Regions from separate parts of the Mus musculus genome. Here region 1 is linked to region 2. Evidence: chromatin loops called from intact Hi-C (ENCODE). Cell type or tissue: heart. All regions are shown on one strand.

Evidence for each region. Hi-C counts contacts between places; a loop is a spot of excess contacts. Peaks named below come from ENCODE experiments on the same cell type or tissue, not always from the same donor. Only the 100,000 strongest peaks of a DNase experiment are listed, where the experiment ranks them.
Region 1: it touches region 2 in a loop (2.0-fold over the local background); 2 of 42 quality-filtered maps call a loop at or near these places.

The regions. Positions count from the first base shown.
Region 1 is chr9:37,253,336-37,258,335 of GRCm38, forward strand. Slc37a2 (solute carrier family 37 (glycerol-3-phosphate transporter), member 2) reads right to left here and starts at 2,403. Exons shown (of 19, transcript NM_001145960.1): 1 at 1,964-2,403. The coding sequence starts at 2,022. It also overlaps the pseudogene Gm10177. In heart, a CTCF peak has its summit at 2,712; a DNase peak (open chromatin) is centred at 2,016; H3K4me3 peaks cover 1,488 bases; H3K27ac peaks cover 949 bases; H3K27me3 peaks cover 623 bases.
Region 2 is chr9:37,634,437-37,639,436 of GRCm38, forward strand. The region is part of intron 7 of Siae (sialic acid acetylesterase); the gene reads left to right. Among named protein-coding and RNA genes, the nearest start is that of Tbrg1, 20 kb to the right of the region's middle. In heart, a CTCF peak has its summit at 2,090 (motif pointing left); no DNase peak of the experiment used is centred here.

The sequences.
Region 1 (5,000 bases), 380 kb before region 2:
AACAGAAAAAAAAAAAAAAAAAAAAAAAAAGAAAGAATGGGGCAAGCTCAGTCGGCAGAGCACTTGCTGCACAAGCTGAGCATCATCCTCAGCGCCCACCTTAAGGCCTGACAAGGTGGCGGCTGCATCTGTGCCCCCAGGCCTGGGAAGGCAGAGACAGGCTGGAGCTACTTAAAGCTCCGTGGAACTCGCTGGTAAGTTCCGGGTCCCAGTAAGAAACTCTGTCTCAAAAACTAAGATGGATGGCTGCTGAAGGCAGACATCTGAGGTTGACTTCTGGCCTCACAGAGACACACATGCACCACCACTGCCAAAGGACGGGGACGGACACACACCTTAAATTTTTCTTAAAAAGATTCCTTATGAAAACTCCCAAGAGCACTGATCATGACCTATTTGGTTAATTAATGTTTTTGCTGTACATAAGTAAACCATGAGATTAGATCTAAGGAGACCCACTTTATTGTGTGATCAAAATTTTTTCTTAGAGATTAAAAAAAAACAAACCTGAAATGGAGTCTACAAAGAAAAGGATGTTTTACAGAGAGAAAACTTTCCAGATTATCTGACTCTAGTCTGTCATTTATCCTGATTTTAGTTTTTCTTGACATTGAGCAATTTTAGTCTCTGAAGTTGCAGCTAATTGATAAGTCATATAAAATATGTCCACTAGTGAGACAGCTTCAAGAGTCTTAATGTATAAATGAGCTTATTTATATTATGCTTTTTAAAATTGTGGTAAAATATACATAGCACAAAACCTTATCATCTCAACCACCTTTAAATGTAAAGTCAGGGCAGCTAAAGTCAGGGACAGCAAGTGTACTGTGCGCCCATCGCTACCATCCACATCCACCTTACGGCAACTCTCCCCTCCCCTTGAATTCTCTTTCTACCCAATTATGACATCTTCTAGCTCCTTCATTATGAGGGCAGTACACGCTCTCACTCTCGTGTTCATCTCCTTTTGAGAGACATTTTCTCTCTTTCTGAAAACATAAAACTGTTTAATAGTTCCAAATGTAGAAAGGACCACATAAACCATCTAAAGAATGTTTTAGATGATTATTAGCCTGAGAGACCTTGAAACAAAATGACTTATTTTAAAACCAGGCCAAATTGATGACTAAGTATCTGCCCAATCTGACCCTTAGTTTAGTTTGAGAATTTAGATTTGAGATTGCTGTGTCATCTGTTTTGTTTTTGTTTTGTTTTTTTTAGAAGCCAGCAACTGGCTATTTTGTTAAGTTTTATAGTTTATAAATGACGGTAACTAACAAAATGTTTTAACACTCTTCCTTCCCCACCTCTTGCAGACCAAGTACACTGCTCCAAAAGCTCAATGGAGATTGGCTAAAACCTCTTCTCCCAGCACAAGGGTGACCTTGTGGTCCTGGGAGCAGCTGCTGTCAATGCCAGCTCATGCTTTTAAGGGTGACCACCCAGTGTTGGAGCAGCTGCAGCTCTGATCCCAGAGATCTTGCCCTAGCTAGGTATCCCTGAGACTGGAAGGGTCAGACAGGCTTAATAGAACCAGTGATTTCTGGCTTGTTAACTAATCTAATCAATAGGGGCCTTAAGCTCTCTGGCTCCATTTATATTCTACCAGTTCTTGGCCTGGGTTCCTCAAAGGCAAATCCGGATCCTCCAAATACACAGATAAGACTTGGAGGCACTCCACAGGTACCCGCTTGTGCGCTTGTGTTTGCAGATACGGGGTGGCAAACCAAAAAGGATGAAGACTCCTAGGCACCCTGTTTGTTCTTCACCGGGGTTAGACAGAAGTCTGGGCTAATGTGGAATTAATAGTTCTGTGTTACTAAACTTCCACGCCTGCGCCACCGAAGGAGCCCTGCCAGATAGAACTAGAACCCCATCCCCCACTCCAGGGACAAGCAGAAACATCCGCCGCCCGAGCAAGTCTCTGCGCGTCTTGGCAGCCTCCCTCCCCAGCCCTGCTCACCAGCTGTCCCTAGAGAAGGCGCGAAGGAACCAGACACCAGGAGCCAGGGAGGACCGCATCTTGAGGCGCCGGCACTCGAAGCTGAGACTATGGAGGGTGCAGAGCCGGCGCGCGTCCCGGCCAGCGGCGGCAGCGATTTAAATGCCCCGCCGACTGGCCCGCCCCAGGCAGGCCCATGGCCAGAGCCTCCGCCCCTTGAACATGACCGGCCTGCCCTCTAGGTCGCGCCGAGTGCAAGTCCTAGCTATCCCTCTGTGCTCACTAGCCACTGTTTTCTATGTACTGCCATCTGTTTTCTCGAACTTTCTCTCCTAGTCAGAAACCAGCAGTCTTGAGTTTCCTGGGGCTCCTCTTTCTTGTCTGGGCTTTTCCATTTCACTACCCACGAGGGGATGGGGAACTGAAAACAGCAGTCCTACAAGTCATCAACTCTGTGTGACGTTGGGTTTCCTGCAGTGCTACCTGTCTTGAGCAGTTCTGTGCCCTGACACAAAGCAAATCCGGTGCTCTGTGTAAGTGAACGCAGTGGGACCACCGCGCTGACTCATGATCTGCGGGCTCTCTTTGGGAGCCCTGGAAGTGTCTCAGGGAGGAAAATGATCCCCAAACCCACCTCTCAGGTTCTGGTTCTGCTTGCTCAGACGAATCTGAGTTCACTGAGTCTGCTGGAGCTTTCCTAAAGCTCCACTAGCCAGTAACTAACTATGTTGCCAATACTCCAATCTCCACTTTCCAGGCACGCAGCCAGGTGGCAGTGAAGAGCTACAAGGGTCTTCCGTGCTCATAAAAATGACTGCCTCTAGCTTAAAGATTCAGAGTAAATTTCCACCTATAAAAAGAAGCTGCGACGAGATTCTTGTGTACGAAACCAAGGGCAAAATACTGAGGGTGGAAAGGGAAAGTATTCGCCTCAAAAGTAAACTTTTTAATAGTACATAAAATAGGAATGGGTTTAGCCCTTACCCCACCCACTCCTAACTCTTAGGAGTGTCCAGTATTCAGAGCAAGGTCAAGGAGGTGCAGTAACAACTCCACCAAACAGTGGACTCAGGATAATGGGCTTGGCTTGTCAGCCCTGGTATCAAGCAGAAAAAGGGTAAGCAGAGTTATAAAACCCTTGGATAATACCAGCAGTTGGGAGTATGGGTCTAGTGCCAGAAATAAAGGCAACAAGTCAAGGGCAGGGGTAAAGGATTAGAGGAAGGAGAAGGCAATAGGCAGGAGGCACAAATGCCATGTCGTGTAAAATGCTGGAAACCAAGAGTATCATGTAGTACAATTCAGTGAAATCCCTAAGTACAGGGTCTAGGGAGATGGCTCAGTAAGAGCACTTCCTGTGCAAGCATGAGAACCGGAGTTTGAATCTCCAGCATGCACATAAAAAAGCAGGCATGGCTGCCCAGGCCACTGACCTCAGCACTAGGAGAGGAAGACAAGTAGAGCTTGAAAGCCTCACTGGCCAGCCAGCCAGCCCCCCAAACCGAGTGTCTGTTATTCAGTAAGAAACCCTGTTGTAAGACAATAATGGAGAATGACAGAAGACACTCAGGGTCCTATTCTGGCCATCATATGTGCATACACAGGCAAATGTACCAAATAAAATAGACATACATACACACACTAAATAAATAAACTCCACATCCCTTTTTTACCATTTAGTGAAGTGGGGCATACATGGGTATCAAAATAGGTAACATGACTTTAAGCTCTCATCTGCCCTGGGCACTTCAAACCCAGGTGGCAAACACTCCTGATTAAACAGAAGACACACAGAGTGAGCTGGCATCCTCAGAATGGCAGCTACTGATTTCTAGAGGACTAAGAGAAGGATCTGGTTGCCATACAAATGAACCAAGGAAGCTGCAGCCATGCGAGGTTATTCAGTAAGTAGACATCAGTGGAAGAATGGAGAGACTATTGCCAGCGCTTCTGTGGTGCTAGCTAGACTTCAGCAGTGGAAGACAGCTGTCTCTCCACTTGAAAGATAGTCACACTGTTTGTTTCACATGCTTTTCTAGAGGTGTGCTGGTATCTTCCATAGTTGCATCTGCTGAGTGCTGGAACTGTACGGTGCTCATAAGCTCTTACTCTAAGTGCTCTGAGGCTGTAAGAGTATGTATGCCCCATTATGTGCCAACAAGTACTAAGGAGCAGAGCTCAAACAGTCTTTGCTGCCTATGGATTCGAGCCATGACTCCCTGTCCAGGCATTAGGATGGCACATGGGGCATGTCTATCACTTGCTCCTGTAGGTGACCTGGATGCTCTCTGCTTCCTGCTGCTTGAGACTGACACAGAGGGATATTACAACCCAGGTAATCCTTCTCCCCACTAACAGCACCTCTCCACTCCTGTCTCATCTTCCTGTTGTATCTGACACCCCCACACAGCATGTTCTCAAACCCTGTGAGATGTGACCGGTGTTTGAAGAAATGAGGAAGGGAGGAGCCACTCAGTCAGCCACCAAAGGAGAAGATCCTAACTCCTGACCGGCAGCCCTCTAATTACTTGGTTCAGTATTAGGCACGTGGGATGAAGACACTCAATGGTATTAGCCATTTTAGCCACCAAGTATCAGTTTCAGCTGCTTCTGAGTTTCACTGATCACCCATGCGACTTTCTAGGCTTTCTGTTTAGCAATGAGTGTCTTCCTTGGTTTTATGGATGGGATAAAAGGCCTTGAATGCTCCTGAATATTAGCGACCAAATGCCAAAAGAAGTTACTAGGCTGAAGAACATAAAATATCAGCACACACACACACACACATAAGCATTACCTTAAAAATGCATTTCCCTTCTTCCATTTCTGTCTTATAAAGCAGACAATAGAAGAACTTTGTCTCAGGAGATGTGACCCAATGGGCAGGAAGTCAGGATATTGGAAGAAATATAATACTAGGATTTTTTCATTGAGAGATGGACACTAAAAGTACAAAACACTACTTAGAGTCAGGATCGATTCTTATTCTCAGTTTCCATAGCTACAAAACATGGACAGTAACACCTGCAGTATGAGGCAGATGTAAGAACTATAAGTT
Region 2 (5,000 bases):
TGCATAACTGTGCCTTTAGCAACTGTGTGTAAGAATGGGGACGGTCCCATGTTGAACAGGGTTGTGCATTTCCTTGGCTGACTCAGGCTGGCTCTGCTGCATTGTTAGACCTACTAACTAACTGATTGACCAAACTACCATGTTATCTCCATACCCTCCAGAATTGACCATATTTATATGTCCTTTGTTTGAAACAATTTTTCTTTCTTACACTTTCCTAGGTCTTTGCTTGGATCTAAGGGAACTACTTGTGATTATTCAGTATGGGTTAGGTGCCCTTTCCTCAGATAATCTTGTAATATCTTATGCTTTCGTTTTGTTTACATGTGAGTCATATAGGTGGCTATGTTTTTTTGGGGTCAGGTTTGTATTCCTAGTATGTAGTTGGTTAGCATCAATGATGGCTTACAACACAATATGAAAGAACACTGTCAGGAGAGGAAGCCCTGCATCTGGTTACAGGCTAGTCAGAAGGATTGTATGTTCATCCTTAGACAAAAGGAATAAATACATGGGCCAAGTTCAAAATTAAATTCATGAAATATCTAATGCTTAGACTTTCTAGCTGAGTGGTAGTTCTTGTCTTTTATGGAATAGGAAATTACACAATTAAGGTGTTAGGAAAAAAACGCCCAACCTTCAGTAGAATGGCCACTGTCATGGCTTAGGTATTACCCTGTGACCATTGCAGATACTTTCTATTCACTACCCTCTGTCTCTTGTACCTCATATATATATATATATATATAATTTTTTAACCATACTCCTCCTTAAGAAGGCTTCTGTGTATATGTGTTTGTGTGATGTATGCTTATGTGTAATTTTGTGTGTGTGGTATGTGCTTGTATGGTGTGTGTGTGTGTATATGTGTATTTATGTGGTCTGTGTCTGTATGCTGTGTGTTTGCGTGGTGTGCATTTGTGTATATACCACAGTGTGCATGTAGAAGTCAGAGGACAGGCACCCAGTCCTCATCTTCCTCCTTGTTTAAGACAGGGTTTCATTGCTTACCACTGCAAACACCAGGCAAGCGGGTCTACATGTTTCTGGGGGACTTTCTTGTGTGGGCTTCCCATTTTGTTACAGAAATGCTGGGATTACTGATGTGTGCCACCTATCCTGGCTTTATGTAGGTTGGGTGGATCTGAACTTGTCTTAATGCTTTTGTGGGAAATGTGTACTGACCCATCTCCCCGGCCACTGTGCCCTGTTTCCCAGAAAGGGTTTTTGTTGACTTTCTTCCACCTAGCATGGCTTAATGACTTACTTTCTTTTTTTACATGTACTTGTTGTTTGAAGGTGACTATGTAGTTCGTATGAAAAATATGCACTTGGATGCATATAACCATGGCATCTGGTCTTTTAAATTTGACAGTTTGCAGAAGCCTCTTACCCTTTAGCCTTAACTTTATCACCAACAAAAATATGCTAGTTACTTTTTATATTACCATATGTATTTATATAAGTATGTGGATTCAAAGGGAAACACCCAATATGACAACTCAAGATAGTGTGGTACAAGGTCTGGGACTGGAGTTACACATCTGGGATTCCTACTCTTTGAGCTGTGTAATTGTGAACAAACATCTTTCTTATTTTAAGTATTGCATGACTTAATCTATGTGAAAACATGCTGGGTGCTAGCATTTATTATTGTTGTAAGAAGTCAGGACATTTGCAGGGAGAGCTGTCTTGTTAGGAAAGATGACAGATGGTGTTTGAAGTAATGCAGCGGTGAGATCACAGTTAGAAATTCAGGACTGGAGCCCATGGAAGAGACCATGGCTGGTGGGGCACTCAAGAGTTACTGATAGACAGGTGGCTGGAAGCATGAGGGAAGGAAGATCTGGAGGCCGGGTTTAAAAGGGATCTTGGAGGAACAGATTGAAAACTTCACTAGTATTTGTAACATCTTTTGAATGTGACCAGTTTTGTGGGTTTTTTTTGTTTGGCAGTTACATATCTTCATTAGTCTTCGTATTTGTAAGAAGCACCATGGGAGGTTGAACCAAGCTTCTTCGCAGTACTTCAGATTAGGAAAAAAACACAAGCATTTCATTTGGGTGTGGAGTATGCTGGTGCCCCCACGTGGCCAGGGTGCAGCAGTGCCGTCTGGACAATTAAGGGAATTCTCAGTCAACTGCCATTTTGAGGAAAGGACTTTTTGACTTTGAGGGTCGATTGTAGTGGGTCTTTGTGTTGAACTTTAGGCTGTTTCTAGTGACTTTGTTGGTTCGTTCCTATTATGTCACTTGCTGGTGACTCGGGTTCCACTTGCAGTCCTTGCATTGAAAGAAGATGGATTACTCATTAGATCTCTCTCTCTCTCTCTCTCTCTCTCTCTCTCTCTCTCTGTGTGTGTGTGTGTGTGTGTTGGTGCAGGTGCATGCACTTATATGTAGAAGACCATAGGACAACTTTGGGTATGGTTGGTCATGTGCTATCCATCATTTTTTGAGATCAAGTCACTCATTAGCCTGGAATGTGGTCTCTGTTTCCACAGTGCTGGGATGTGATTTCTGGTGATCAGACTTTCCATGCAAGCCCTGTATTGGCTGAGCTGTCTCCTCAGCCTTATTCTTTTAGTTTTTATGAGATTCTGGTGTGAAGCACAGTTTGTCATTTCCTATGTTAAGACAGATTTGCATGCTGAATCTTAACAAGAGAACTGGAATGTTCCTTTAATTCTGTGCCATAGTCAAGGCTGTGGCTTGTCACTGTTTCAGCTTTCTGTTTTCCTAATGTCACACTCGTCACTCACGAAGCAGAAAACATCTTTAAAGTTTCTTCTGGCCATGTGATGATATGAGGCTTTTTTTTTCTTCTGGGCAGCAGGATGAGTAAGACTGGATAGAACAGTCTGTGTAGCTTCCCTGATGGGGTCAGACGTTTTGAAAGAGTGTCAAACGACAATTTGGATGCTGGCCAGACTGTGGTCTGATTTACTGTTAGATCGTGTTTGTAAGAGAGACAGAAAGTAGGTGGATGTCTTCCATTGGCTGGAACTAGGACTGGGAAGAAGGTGCTGTCTAAATCAAAGAACAGTGTGCTCGTAGGAACCAAAAAACTAAGAAAGTAAGAAATAGCAGGAAATACTGTGTCACAGTAGTTGTAAGGTTTTTTTTTTCTTCTTTTTTCATTTGATCTTTTATTATGGTATACTAGTTATATATAATGATAGGTTTCATCAGGATATTTTCTTCATGTACATAAGCAATTTGGTCACATTCACCCCATTACTCTCTCTTGTCCCCTCTCCCTCTTGCTAATCCTGCTTCTCTTTCCAGGTAGCTCCTCTTCATGTCATGTGTGTGTATGAGTGTGTATGTGTGTGAGTGTATACTTGTGTGTCTGTCCATGTCCCAATGCGGTATCATGGGTGCAGGTTTGCTTATCGGAGCTTGGGTACCTTACCAGTAGCTACATCACTGGAGGAAATGTCTCTCCTTATCAACTGTTAACTACATATAAATCCTCAGTGGAGGAGCAGGGGTGGGGGTAGGAGTCCATGAGCCCCTCCCACTTTCATGATATTGTTGACAAGCCCAGTCTTTTACAGCTTTTATGCAGGTAATCACAGACATAATGAGTTGTGAGTTCCAGTATAACTCACATATAATGTAAGGGTATATGTATCCTTAGATACACACATAGAGTGTATCATCTTAGAATTCTTCCTAACCTGCTTCAGTATCCACATGGCTTGCTCTCTCTTGTTTATTTTGTTCATTGGCTATATCTCTCCTCTGGAATGTGATCTTGTAAAATTTTTGCCTTTTTTTTTTTTTTGTCTGTGTTAGAATCAGAAGTTAGTGGTCCATTCCTCTAAAGGTATACCCTTCCTTTGACTTTTACATTCTTCTCTGCTTCTTCCTCAATGCTCCCTGACCTTTGGAGGGATTCATACAGTCATTGAATTTATGCTTGGCATTCAATAGCCATTTGTTCTCAGTACTTTGACTAGGTCAAGAATCTTCCAGGAGCCTCTGTTCTTTGCAGGCTAAGGGGCATATCAACTTTCAGCATGAAGTAGTTAGTCTTACTGCTCACTGTCTAGAGTCTAGCACTTACCCTCACTGCTCCTTCACTAGCCAAGACTCCCATTGACTTAGTGTCTCTTATCAGAGCCTTCCAAACCCTCCTTGCTTCTACCTTGACTCTTTAGGACATTCTCAGAGTATCAGTCAAGGTTCCAGGGTCCCCCCTCTCCCATTTGAGTGGCAGCTGATGCTAACAAGGCCAAGTATGCTTTGCTCCCATCACCTCCTGACCTTACTTCTCAATGCTCTCTACCTATTCCATTTGACTCATACTGGCCGCCTAATTTTTTTTCCTTACATACACTAGGCGTACTCTGACTTTAAGTTCTTTAATTCTTTTTTTCCTGCCTGCAAAGTGTTTATTTTCTATTGCTACATAGTACTATATTTAGCAGCTTAAAACCATCCAACATATATTTATTTATTATCTCGCAATTCCCATGAGTGTGATGTGAGCTGGGACACAGATGGCTTAGCTACAGCCTCTGCTTGTGGTTACAGAAATGGTGTCTGGCAGAGCTTGAGTCTCCTCTGAGACTTGGGGTTCTTGTTTAACTCCCATCATTGTTGGCAAAGTTAATTTTCTTGAAGCTGCAATAGGACTTATGGCAGTCAGATTTCTGAAGGGCAGCAGGGCCACTCCATGGCACCAGACCTTGTCTGAAAGGCATCCCTGACTTGGTCAGGCTCACCAAGCTTCCCTCCTTTTTGGTGATCTTGAAGCCAACTGGTTAGCAACATTACATCTGCAAAGGCATTCTTTGCCGTGTTACAGGATGTAATCATAGGAGTAACATCCCATTACCATAGTCTGTTAGTGAGAAGCAAGCTTCAGGTCCCCATCACAAAGGATGTAATATCATATAAGGATATAAGGGTCATATAAAGGTCAGAGTGTATCATCTTAAAATTCTTCCTAACATGCTTCAATAGCCACGTAGCTTACTCTCTCTCTTTGTT